Regions from separate parts of the Homo sapiens genome. Here region 2 is linked to region 1. A link is an interaction called in ENCODE POLR2A ChIA-PET data of the cell type or tissue named here. Cell type or tissue: A673. All regions are shown on one strand. Links, peaks and the distances in the headings refer to the core of each region. The heading gives the core; the rest is flanking DNA.

Region 1 (4,000 bases), core at 1-4,000:
TTCTCCTTTTCTCCTTGCCTGTGAGTTAGTGAACCTTACTCTTTGCCAGGTAGGAGTGTATGGAGGTAGAATGAGATTGCTGATTGCATGTCCCTGAAGACGGAAAAACCGCTCTGTTGGTGGCAGTATCAGCTCATGCCCCACCTCCATTGTTCTTTTATTGGTATTTCTAAAATTCTGCAGGACTCAGTTAAAAGTTTCCATCAGTTCAAGTGAACTCCGATCACATGCCTCTCTCTTCTATTCATTTTCTAACAACTTTCTCAGGTTAGAGCCGCCCAATTTAACAGAGAAAAAGTTGGTAGCCCTATAATAAATCTTGGGAAAGTGTAGAGAAAACACTCCCTTGCTGCCTTTGGCAAATCGAATAAGCAAATAAGCTCATGTTCTTAGAAGAAACTCAATTCTTAGAAACTCTTCTCCTTCACACAGCTGCGAGGACAATTGCAGATTAATTAATTGAAGTGCATTGGAAGAGATATATACTAGAAAACATTTTCCAAAGATGGCTTTCTCAGGGTTTTAATTTGAAACTGTTGATGGAAAAGCCTATTTCAGTGACTAGTCCATTGAGCAGGCTTCTTATTTGTATGCATGGGAAATCCCAGTGACCCATCCGCCGGGCTGGTCAAGAGGCTGCTGAGATGTTCATTACCACTCACTTTCTCCTCCAGTGGAGGCCTGAGACACAGAGACAAGACTAGGAGTTTCTTTGTTATTTATCTTTGATGAAGTTCTTCTCCACAGCCAGGGAAGTGTCCCAGTTTATGTGTGGGGTCAGCCAAGGTTAGTGCAGATGGCTGGCCGGGGAGCTGATTCTAGTGCCTCCAGTCTTGGGTGGCTGTGGCTGGGGTAGGGAGGGCAGGGTGTCAGGGTCCTCCCTGAGCATTGTGATGGAGGATCCTCTACCCTGTGCAAAGAAGTCAGCCAGAGTTTAGATTCTGGAGCAGTGTATTCAATTTGGGTAACGTCAGAAGCCAAAGAACAGACTGCCATTCGGGAGAGAAGGACCAGGAAGCCAGGTGCAGGGTTATTGGCCTCTGCTTTGCCTGTGGCTGGCTTACTGGGGGAGCTGCCTGAATTGTCCCTTGAGTCTGTGGTCTGAGATATCAGCTGAAAGGCCGCCTGCCCATTTCTCTGCCACCAGGAAGTTCTGGGGCCCAGACTTTGGCCCCTTCTGAAGCTCTCTCCTCTAAAGGAACCCAGCTGAAGCTTTGATTGCTACTTCACTGTTTAATATTTCCTTTTTATTCTCCCCTGGCTTCTAGCACCCAGTGACTAGCAATGGAGAAGGGAGGTGCTATGGAATTATAAGGGCTCATTTTGATTATCTTTTAAAGTATTGCTTTCAAACTTTAAAAAGAAGAGAGAAAACATCCACTGTATAGCAACCTGTCAAGCAGCTTGCGCCCAGGACAATGGTTATGGCACCTCAGCCCATTCATGAGCCCTGAGGCTCCCGGTGAATTCACAAGGCCATGTTTACTGACACACAGGAAGGGAGTTTAGGCTCCATTGCCTCACCTACTACTCACTGTCTATTTAAACTTTCTGAGTCTTAGTTTCTTCAGCTACAAAACGAAAATCAAAACACATAGCCCACAGCTTTATCAGGTAGAATATGACATTTTAAAGTGCTATGAAACTACAAATAATCATTCAAATGCAAACAAGAGCTTGTTCTTATAACAAAGATCATAAAGCGCTTGTATTTGGCTATACAAAGATCATATAGTCCTTCTTCTTATAACAAAGATCATACAGACCTTGTGTGTGGAGATCTGATACTAAAATCCATATGTTGAATACTGACCATCCTCTGCCAAGGCTCAGAATTCTATTGAGCCTATACTAAGGAAATTCTACAGAGCTTGTCATCCAACTGGCATTTAAAGGGTCACCTTCTTCCCTCTGTAATTGTTGGCAAGTCATATCCAGGGACTGTCATGCTACATTCATTTATTCCACAAATATTATGACTCACTTGCTCTGCAGTCCCGTGGATTTGATTTTATAGGGTAAGCAGAGCTCATTAACCCCTTTGTAAAACTTCCAGGAAGGAAGTGCAGTGAGGCTCTGCAGAGTCTTATTTATTCCAGCATCTCTAGCACCCAGCACACATGTCTGACAAATAGCAGATGCCTAGGAATCTGATGGATGAAAGGATAAGTCAAAGTACTGGAATGCACTGGCTTCTTCCATTGTCTCTGTAGGATGTTTTCCAAGAGTCTACAACTGCCTTTCATTTCTTTAAAATAGGAAGACAGATTATACCTTGTCACCAATGGAAATCAGTGAAAGTTAAACCGTGGGGCATGTAGGCTTTCAAAGGACAGGGTAGCTAGTTATTACGGGAAAGGTTTAAGACAACAACAAGAGCCACCCTGAAAAGTCTTGGCTTGCTTTCCATTCCCAGGATCAAGTCAGTGATGAATGACCATGTTCTAAACGAAGGCTGCTGCCTGTATGGTAATTCTTGCATCTGAGCAGAGGTGCTTTCCACAATATGCAGGAGTATCTGGGACTGCCCAGGGGAAGCAGAGACCTTCTGGAGGGCCTGCAGCTTTGAGTCCCCAGGGAGTAGGTTGTGATGAGGAGTGAGAGGACCCAGACATTTCTATTCTAGGGACAGCAAAGGCCAGTGCCCAGTCCTACTGTGAGGATAGGATTCCCTGCAGTAATAATTGTGTGGTAATGATTCACTGATGGAATCAATGTGGAGTCAGTCCAATCTCAAAACATTTTTGCACCTAACCTGTTAAGGACTTAGAAATCTATTCTTGTACTTGCAGGATATCCAAGGTCTTTCTCTCCCTTGTGTCTTCCTTTCCTTCTTTAACCAGGATTCCTTTTTCTCAGGGTTTCAATGTCGCTCATTGGTGGCCCTTATTCTGAGCCAGGTGCTGAGCAAACAGAGATGTAGGAAGCAGAGTCCTGTTCTCGATGGGCCTCCAGTGCAGTCAGGGAGGAACTCTTCATGGATAATTACTCTCCAAGCATGAGAGGGTAGGCATCCTAAAGCTGATTTGCACAATGCGTTGGGCAGGGAGTAGTTTATGTATGCTAGACTCAAGGGAAAGAGGGTGGCCTCCCAAAGACGACAGCCCCTGAGCAGGGCTTAGCAATCCGCCACGGAGATAGAGGCTGGGCATTCCAGGTTGAGGAAGGTCATGAGCAAATGTGGAGGGGGAAAAATTGAGAAGCCCAGACTAGAGCCAATGGGTGAATGCGAATAGCACAGGGAGAGGCAAAGCTTCTTGTGTCCAGAAGAGCAGATATTCCTTACCTGTTCTGCTCAGGACCTCAAATTTTATTCTGTAGGCAATGGGGACTCACCAAAGGTTTTTAAGAAGGAGAAAATTATAACCAGGTCTATATTTTGCAAGATCATGGTGGCTACCTCAAGGACGATAGATTGGGGTTAGGATGAGTAACAGGGAGCTGGGGACGTAGAAACCTGTTAGGGTGAGGTTGCAATTGTCCACATGAGAAATAGTGAAGGGAAGAGAAACCAACACTTATTAAAGCTCTATTATGTGTCAGGCTGGGCATACTAGGTACCTTGACTAGCTACCTCATTTAATTCCCAGGAAAGCCCTGCAAAGAAGCTATTATTGTTGCTACTCTACCTATGAGGGACTGAGAGGTGCAACTGTGCCAAGGTCATGTGACAAGAAATGCCCTCCCTGCCTCTACGGGGGCCACTGGCTGGAGTATGGGCTGGCAGGGGCCAAGTGAGAGTGAGCTGCGTGAGAGCTGCTGGAAGGAGAGGGAGGCATAGGGCAGGACTAGGGATGAAAGGCACGGGTGGGAGGGCAACAAAGACTTGTAGCTTAAGGAGGTGCTTGGCAGTGGTTCAGCCAGTAAAAGGGGCCAAGAGCAGATTACCGTCCAGACAGCAAGAGCTTATTCTGCCATACATACTTAGGCACACATCTTTATTACTACCAGACAGCATTATTTCTGATGAAGTATTTTTTTTACATAAATACTTTGGAAT
Region 2 (9,617 bases), core at 2,491-6,490, 170 kb after region 1:
CCAATCCCCCGCATACACTCAGCGAGACTGTAACGACTTTTATTAAGCAGTTAGCGCCAAACAATTTATTTTTATTTTTATTTTTGTCAAACAATTTATTAAGGTTTTATGTCTTAAACTTTTAGATGCTTGACCAAATATATATGAAAAGTGAAAGGAAAATTACCTATTAATGTGAGTAAGTACCTGTTGGATGCTGCATAAGTCCTCCAACCTTGAAATTGGAGATACCTCTCCCTCATATCCTGCTCCACATTGATTTGAGCTCTACCTGCTTTTATCACAGCAACCGCTAAAAACCCAACTTCAGAAAGATCAAAGGAATGTAGCGCAAGCTAATATTGGAACTGCGAACTGTTGGGAGCTGGTGGTTCCTGAAGTATTCAATAAATGTTCAGTATTGCAGCGCTTCCCTTGAGAACTTATCCTGTGCCCACGAACTTGCTACTGGGTTCAGAGGCACTTCAGCAAATGGTTTAGGAACTGCAGCATTAATTTATACTGAGAAATAGAACTGCTACTTAAGAAAGATAACTGCCGGCCCAATGCGGTGGCTCACGCCTGTAATCCCAGCACTTTGGGAGGCCGAGGCTGGCGGATCACGAGGTCAGGAGATCGAGACCATCCTGGCTAACAGGGTGAAACCCTGTCTCTACCAAAAATAGAAAAAATTAGCCGGGTTTGGTGGGGGGCGCCTGTAGTCCCAGCTACTCGGGAGGCTGAGGCAGGAGAATGGCAAGAACCTGGAAGGCGGAGCTTGCAGTGAGCCGAGATCGCACCACTGCACTCCAGCCTGGGGGACAGAGCGAGACTCCATCTCAAAAAAAAAAAAAAAGAAAAAAAGAAAAACAAGAAAAGATAACTGCCAAGGGTACTGGACTTCTCACTTTTTTTGTTCCCAATAAGATTGAGAAACCAAATCAGAGTCAGAAAGCCTTTGGTGCCCAGAGAGATAATGTGGGGATGATAGATCCACCCCGACATGGATCTAGTTATTGCAGTTACTCTGTGTGTGTGTGTGTGCGTGTGTGTGTGTGTGTGCGTGTGTGTGTGTGTGTGTGGGTGTGTCTGGGTGCAGGCACGTAATACATTGTTTCATTTAGGTATCTCAAATCTCAGATGGAACAAAAAGTTGCAAGTTTGTGATGCTTTTCTGTAACATTTGCTAAAAGACAAAGGATTGATTTGTTAATTATTCAACTTTTTATTAAGTATAATTTTCATGTAAAACATGTAGCTGTATTTTGCAAGGTTTCTTTAAATTTTTCTGATTGTCATCTCAGAGAGAGTTACTTACCAAAGAAAAGTACTGGTTTTTAATTTTTTTTTTAAAGTTGTATTTTATATATATTCCAGGGATATTAACAGCCTTTTTCTTCTCAGGAAGTTGGTATATTCAGTATTTTAAATGTCAATAAACAGATTCAGGGAGTTAAAGATCTGCCTTCAAAATTAAAAGCTAGAAGGGTCAGGTTAAAATAACCTAACACACCTTCATCTATTGTGGGATAAAACTACAACATTTCATGGGTTCTAAGCATCCTCCCCTCATTGTTAATATCTCTGAGGTCAGGGTGCATCTTATGGTTACTGTGGCAGGTGGCAGCTGTGATCAAGTTGTCACAGGCCAGGCGCGGTGGCTCACGCCTGTAATCCCAGCACTTTGGGAGGCCAAGGCGGGTGGATCACGAGGTCAGGAGATCGAGACCATCCTGGCCAATATGGTGAAACTCTGTCTCTACTAAAAATACAAAAATTAGCCAGGCATGGCAGTGCATGCCTGTAATCCCAGCTACTCAGGAGGCTGAGGCAGGAGAATCGCTTGAACCAGGAGTCGGAGGTTGCAGTGAGCTGAGATTGCACCACAGCACTCCAGTCTGGCGACAGAGTGAGACTCCGTCTCGAAAAAAGAAAAAAAGAAAAAGAAAGTTGTCACTGCATGCCACCTTCTGGTGGGATCAAGAAAGCACCAGCATCAAAACTAGCAGAAAAGACACTAGAGCTGGACTCTGAATGGAAGGACATTTTTAGGAATACCTTTACCAACTTACAGGAAGACCTCATGTTATTGCACGTTACATACACTGTTTTTTACAAATTGAAGGGTTGGAGCAAACCTGCATCAGGCAAGCCTATCAGTGCCATTTTTCCAACAGCATGTGCTCACTTCATGTCTCTGTCACATTTTGATAGTTCTTGCAATATTACCAACTTTTTCATTATTATTATATCTGCTAGGATGATCTGATCAGTGATCTTTGATGTTACTGTTGCAATTGTTTGGGGCGCCACAAACCACACCTACACAAGATAAACAAACTTACTCGATACATGTTGTGTGTTCTGGCTGCATCACAGATGGGCTGTTTCCCTATCTCTCTCCCTCTCCTTCAGCCTCCCTATTGCCTGAGACACAGCAATATTGAAATTAGGCTAATTGGTAACTCTACAATGACCTGTAAGTGTTCAAGTGAAAGGAAGCATTGGACATCTCTCTTTAAATCACAATTTAGAAATGATTAAGCTTTGTGAGAAAGGCATGACAAAAGATGAGATAGGCTCAAAGCTAGGCCTCTTGCACCAAACAGTTAGCCAATTAGTAAATGCAAAGGATAAGTTATTGAAGGAAATTAAAAGTGCTACTCCAGTGAACACATGATGGATAAGAAAGCAAATAGTCTTATTGCTGATATGGAGAAAGTTTTAGTGGTCTGGATAGAAAATCAAACTAGCCACAACATTTCTTTAAATCAAAGCCTAATCCACAGGAAGGCTGTAACTGTCTTTAATTCTTTGAAGTCTGAGAGGTGAGAAAGCTGCAAAAGAAATGTTTGAAGGTAGCAGAAGTTGGTTCGTGAAGTTTAAGGAAAGAAGCCATCTCAGCTGGGCATGGTGGCTCGCACCTGTAATCCCAGCACTTTGGGAGGCCTAGGTGAGTGGATCACTTGAGGTCAGGAGTTTGAGATCAGCCTGACCAACATGGAGAAACCCCGTCTCTACTAATAATACAAAATTAGCTGGGTGTGGTGGCAGGCACCTATAATCCCAGCTACTCTGGAGGCTGAGGCAGGAGAATCACTTGAACCCAGGAAGCAGAGGTTGCAGTGAGCCGAGATCATACCACTGCACTCCAGCCTGGGACACAGAGTGAAACTCTGTCTTAAGTAAATAAATGAATAAATAAATAAATAAGCCATCTCCATAACACAAAAGTGCAAGGTAAAGCAGCAAGTGCTGATGTGGAAGCTACAGCGAGCTATCCAGAAGATCTAGCTAAGGTCATTGATGAAGGTGGTCACATTACACAACAGATTTTCAGTGTACATGAAACAGCCTTCTGTAGGAAGAAGACACTATCTAGGACTTGCATAGCTAAAGAGGGGAGGTCAACGCCTTGCTTCGAACTCCAAAGGACATACTCTTTTATTTGGAGACAAATTCTCTTGTTAGGAGCTAATGCAGCTACTGACTTTAAGTTGAAACCAATGCTCATTGACCATTCCAGAAATCCTGGGGCCCTTAAGAATTAGGTTAAATGTACTCTGCTTGTGCTCTATAAATGGAAAACCAAAGCCCAGATAATAGCATATCTGTTTACAGCATAGTTTACAAAATATTTGGAGGCCTATTGCTCAGGATAAAAAGATTCCTTTCTAAGTATTACTGCTTGTTGACAATGCACTTGTTACCAAAGAGCTCTGAAGGAGATGCACAAGGAGATGAATGCCGTTTCATGCCTGCTAACACAACATCCATTCTGCAGCACAGGGGTCAAGGAGCAATTCTGAGTTTCAAGTCTTATCATTTAAGACACTTATTTCATAAGGCTATAGTTGCCATAGATAGTGTTTCCTCTGATGCGTCTGGGCAAAGTAAATTGAAAACTTTCTGGAAAGGATTCGTCATTCTACATATATATATATACACATATATATGTGTGTGTGTGTATATGTGTGTGTGTGTGTGTGTGTGTGTGTGTGTATATATATATATATATATATATATATATGGATACAGAATCTCTCTTTGTCACCCAGGCTGGAGTGCAGTGGTGTGATCTCAGCTCACTGCAACCTCCACCTCCAGGGTTCAACCAATTTTCCTGCCTCAGCCTTGTGAGTAGCTGGGATTACAAGCTTACACCACCATGCCCGGCTAGTTTTTGTATTTTTAGTAGAGATGGGGTTTCACCATGTTGGCCAAGCTGGTCTCAAACTCCTGACCTCAAGTGATCTGCCTGCCTCAGCCTCCCAAAGTGCTGGGATTACAGACGTGAGCCACCATGCCTAGCCAGATTCATCATTCTAAATGCCATGAGGACATTCGTGATTGATGGGAGGAGGTCAAAACACCAACATCAACAGGAGTTTGAAAAAAGTTGATACCAATCCTCCTGGATGACTTTGAGGGGGGGTTCAAGAATTCAGAAGAGGAAGTCACTGCAGATGTGGTGGAAACAGTAAGAGAGCTAGAGTTAGAAGTGGAGCCTGAAGATGGGACTGAATTGCTACAATCTCGTGATAAAACTTTAACAAACAGGAAGTTGCTTTTTATGGATGAGCCAAGAAAGTGGTTTCTTGAGAGATGGAATGTACTCCTGGTGAAGATGCTGTGAGCATTGTTGAAATGACACATTCCACTGTTGAATATTCCATAAATGTACTTGATAAGCAGCAGCAGGGTTTGAGAGGATTGACTCCAATTTTGAACAAGTTCTACTGTGGATAAAATTCTATCAAACAGCCTTTCATGCTACAGAGAAATCTATCATGAAAGGAATCAATGAGGAAAACTTCACTGTTCTCTGTTTTAAGAAATTGCCCCAGCCACCACAACTTTCAGCAACCACCACCCTGATCAGTCAGCAGCCATTAACAGTGAGGCAAGGGCTGGGTGCAGTGGCTCATGCCTGTAATCCCAGCATTTTGAAAGGCCGAGGTGGTCAGATTGCCTGAGGCCAGGAGTTCAAGACCAGCCTGGCCAAAATGGCAAAACCCCATGACTACAAAAAATACATTAAAAAAAAAAATAGCCAGTCATGGTGGTGCACACCTGTAGTCCCAGCTACTTGGGAGGATAAGGTGGGAGAATCGCTTGAGCCTGGGAAGTTGAGGTTGCAGTGAGCTGAAATCGTGCCACTGAACTACAACCTGGGTGACAGAGCAAGATTCTGTCCGCCCCCCCCCCACCACACCACACATACACACAAATTGAGGCAAGACCATCTACCAGCAAAAATATTACAACTTGCTGAAGGCAAGATGTTTGTTAGCATTTTTTAATCAATAACGCGTTTTTTAATTAGGGTATGTACTTTTTTTACACACACTTAATAGTCTACAGTAATCATATAATGTAAACATATTTGTCATACATACTGAGAAAACTGAAACTTTGTGTGACTTGCTTTATTGCAATATTGAGTCTGGAACTGAGCCTGCAATATCTCTCTTATGCCTGTATTTTACCTTTTAAAAAATGTATGCACAAGAGGGATATGTAACAAAAATCTACATTCCATTTTGTCCAAGCAAGATCTTTTAAACATATAAAATAGAACCAAGGGAGCAGGGTGAAGAAGAAGAGGCGAGAACGACCCCCCCCGACCGACCAAGCCCACGGGCCGCTGCATCCCACGCCCAGCGCCTACGTCCTGCCACCGTCGCTGCCGATACCACCATGCCCAAGAGAAAAGCTGAAGGGGATGCTAAAGGAGACAAACCCAAGGTGAAGGACGAACCACAGAGAAGATCTGCGAGGTTGTCTGCTAAACCTGCTCCTCCAAAGCCAGAGCCCAAGCCTAAAAAGGCCTCTGCAAAGAAGAAAGAGAAGGTACCCAAGGGAAAAAGGGAAAAGCTGATGCTGCCAAGGAGGGGAATAACCCTGCAGAAAGTGGAGATGCCAAGACAGAGCAGGCACAGAAAGCTGAAGGTGCTGGAGAGGCCAAGTGAAGTGTGTGCATTTTTTTTTTTTTTTTTTTGAGATGGAGTCTCGCTCTGTCGCCCAGGCTGGAGTGCAGTGGCGCAATCTCGGCTCACTGCAAGCTCCGCCTCCCGGGTTCACACCATTCTCCTGCCTCAGCCTCCTGAGTAGCTGGAACTACAGGCACCCGCCACCGCGCCCGGCTAATTTTTTGTATTTTTAGTAGAGACGGGGTTTCACCGTGTTAGCCAAGATGGTCTCGATCTCCTGACCTCGTGATCCGCCCGCCTCGGCCTCCCAAAGTGCTGGGATTACAGGCGTGAGCCACCGTGCCCAGCCCATGTGTGTGCATTTTTGATAACTATGTACTTCTGGTGACTGTACAGTTTGAAATACTATTTTTTACCATGTTTTATAAAAATGCAGAATTTTGTTTTACTTTTTTTTTTTAAGCTATGTTGTTAGAACACAGAACACTTCATTGTTGTTTTGGGAGGACGGGGCATGTGTCACTAATAGAAAGTCTCCGAAGCTGGATCGATGTGGGGAAAACACCTTTCCCTTCCAGTTTTGAGAGACTTCCTCTTGGCTCCCAGGAGGAGGGATTCCCTGACTTTGACACACATGACCACCTTGGCACAAAAGCCTTGTGGTATGGAAAACAAATTCGTTTTTATGTCCTCTTCTCCCTTTCCATCTTTCAGCAGAAAATTAACTCCCTTAAACCCAGACATCTGCTGGGACCTGACCCTCAATCATTGGTTACCAGTGTGTCAGGCAATCTGGACTTTCCAGTGATGCCACTGAGATGGCACCTGTCAAAAGAGCAGTGGTTCCATTTCTAGATTGTGGATCTTCAGATAAATTCTACCATTTTCATTTCACTTTCTGAAAGTCAGGGTCGGCTTGTGAAAAGTTGTTAAACAACATGCTAAATGTGAAATGTCAACCCTCACTCCAAACTTTCCCTATTCAGAGCATGAGATGAAGACTTCATTGGGTTTTATAGTGGCTTTCTGATTTCTGGTAGTCCATTGAAGAAGAGAGTTTGAAAGTTGTTGTATACTGTTAACGATTGTCTGCCCATGTCCTGCCTGAAATACCATGATTGTTTATGGAAAGTATCTTTAATAAAGCTGCATACAGTTTGGCTTGGGAAAAAAAAAAAATAGAACCAAACTCTGTGCAAGTTCAGACTCATGCTGCACCACCAGCATCCACACTGGGTCATCTGTGAAGTCCTTCTCCAAGGCACACAGACAGTTGCTCAGCCTTTGCGTAAGGACAGCCCGGAAGTGGAGGGCAGTTCACTCCCCTGGGGCACCCTCAAGTGGTGGAGGCCAGGGTTGGGTGATAAAGCAAGATCCTCTCTGTGGGTGGACAACTCTGGGAGGTCATCTACATGCTTCTTAGAGGTTTCAAAGGGATTGAGTTTCCGCTGCCACCAGCCCTGACCTCACATTCCCACCCTTCTGTCAGCTTTTCCCTTTCCCTGCCTCTGTCTCTCAAAGCTCTCATGCCTTCATCTTTGTTTTTTCTGTTTTGTTTTGTTTTGAGAGACGGAGTCTTGCTCTGTTACTCAGGCTGGAGTGCAGTGGCACAAACTTGGCTCACTGCAACCTGCACCTTCCGGGTTCAAGGGATTCTCCTGCCTCAGCTTCCCAAGTAGCTGAAACTACGGATGTGCACCACCACACCCAGATAATTTTTGTACTTTTTAGTAGAGACGGAATTTCACTCTATGTTGGCCAGGCTCGTCTAGAATTTCTGACCTCAGGTCATCCGCCTGCCTTAGCCTCTCAAAATGCTGGGGTTACAGGCGTGAGCCACCACACCCAACCACATGCCTGCATCTTTGGATCTCCTCTCGAACAAACTGTACCCAAGTCCCCGCTCAGGCTCTGCATCTGGGCAGACCCAAACTAACACCTATGTGTCCCTTTAGTTCTGGCACTTTACTATAGACACATGACAATCAAGAACTGAGTACCACCTTTCTTACAGGATTACAATTTCCTTTTTTTTTTTTTTTTTTTGAGACAGAGTCTCTCTTTGTCAGCCAGGCTGGAGTGCAGAGGTGTGATCTCACTTCATTGCAACCTCCGCCGCCTGGATTCAAGCAATTATCCTAACTCAATCTCCCAAGTAGCTGGGATTACAGGTGTATTCCGCCGTACCTGGCTATTTTTTGTATTTTTAGTAGAGACAGGGTTTCACCATGTTGGCCAGGCTGGTCTTGAACTCCTGACCTCAAGTGATCCGCCTACCTCAGCCTCCCAAAGTGCTGGGATTACAGGGGTGAGCCACCGTGCCTGGCACAATTTCCATTTTGATGTGATTCATGAACTGCCATATTTTAAAATAAATTTAATTTTTTTAGTATAGTTTTAGATTTGCAGAAAAATTCAGAAGCTAGTACAGTGAGTGCTCATATATCCTGCACCAGTTTTCTCTCCTCTTAACATCTTACATGAGCATCGTACACCTGTTACAATTAATGAATCAGTATTGATACATAATTAGTAACTAAAGTCTATCTGCTTTCAGAGTTCTGTTGTTTCTGACTGATGCACTTTTTCTGTTCTAGGACCTTATCCAGGACACCATATTCCATTTACTAGTCAGGTCTTCTTAGGCACCTCTTGGCTATAAAAGTTTCTCAGATTTTCCTTGTTTTTGATGACGTTGATAGTTTTTCTAGTCAGCTATTCTGTAGAATGTTCTTCAATTTGGACTTGTCAGATGTTTTTGTCTTAATTGTGGTTTGGTTTTTTGGAGGAAGACCAAAGAAGTAAAGCGTCATTTTCATTACATCATACCCAGGGTCTGTACTACCAGTATGACTCATCACTGTTGATTTTGACCTTGATCACCCAGCTGAGATAGTGTTAGGTTTCTACACTATAAAGATACTCTTCCCAGCCAGGCGCGGTGGCTCACGCCTGTAATCCCAGAAATTTGGGAGGCTGAGATGGGTGGATCATTTGAGGTAAGGAGTTCCAGACCAGCCTGGCCAACATGGCAAAACCCCATCTCTACTAAAAATAAAAAAATAAAAAAATTATTGTTGGGTACCTGTAATCCCAGCTACTGGGGAGGCTGAAGCAGAAGAATCACTTGAACCCAGGAGGCAGAGGTTGCAGTGAGCCGAGATCGAGCCACTGCACTCCAGCCTGAGCAACACAGCAAGACTCCAACTCAAAAAAAAGAAAAAAAAAAGGTACTCTTCCCACCTCCCTTTTCATATTGTACACTTTGGAAGGAAGTTGCTATGGACAACCCACCCTTAAAGAGTGGAATATCTTAAGTAGAGTATCTCTACGTTATTTGGAATGCTGCCTGGGCGATGGTCTCTTCTCCTCCACTTATTTATTTATTTATTTATTTCCATTCATATATATATATATGTGTGTGTGTGTGTGTGTGTGTGTATACATATATATGGGTTTCTTTGTGTTTTTTGTTTGTTTGTTTGTTTGTTTAGCTGAAGTTTCGCTCTTGTCACCCAGGCTGGAGTGCAAAGGCGTGATCCCGGCTCACTGCAACCTCCACCTCCGGGGCTCAAGCAATTCTCCTGCCTCAGTCTCCTGAGTAGCTGGGATTACAGGTGCTTGCCACCATGCCTGGCTAATTTTTGTATTTTTAGTAGAGATGGGGTTTCACCATATTGGCCAGGCTTGTCTTGAAATCCTGAC

The links. Peaks named below come from ENCODE experiments on the same cell type or tissue, not always from the same donor. Only the 100,000 strongest peaks of a DNase experiment are listed, where the experiment ranks them.
Region 2: POLR2A ChIA-PET joins it to region 1 with 5 read pairs; 2 of 35 experiments call an interaction of 5 or more read pairs at or near these places.

The regions. Positions count from the first base shown.
Region 1 is chr2:100,765,474-100,769,473 of GRCh38, reverse strand. No RefSeq gene overlaps it. Among named protein-coding and RNA genes, the nearest start is that of NPAS2, 53 kb to the left of the region's middle. In A673, for the core only: no CTCF peak of the experiment used is centred there; a DNase peak (open chromatin) is centred at 2,023.
Region 2 is chr2:100,587,387-100,597,003 of GRCh38, reverse strand. It overlaps the pseudogene HMGN2P22. Among named protein-coding and RNA genes, the nearest start is that of LINC01849, 12 kb to the left of the region's middle. In A673, for the core only: no CTCF peak of the experiment used is centred there; no DNase peak of the experiment used is centred there.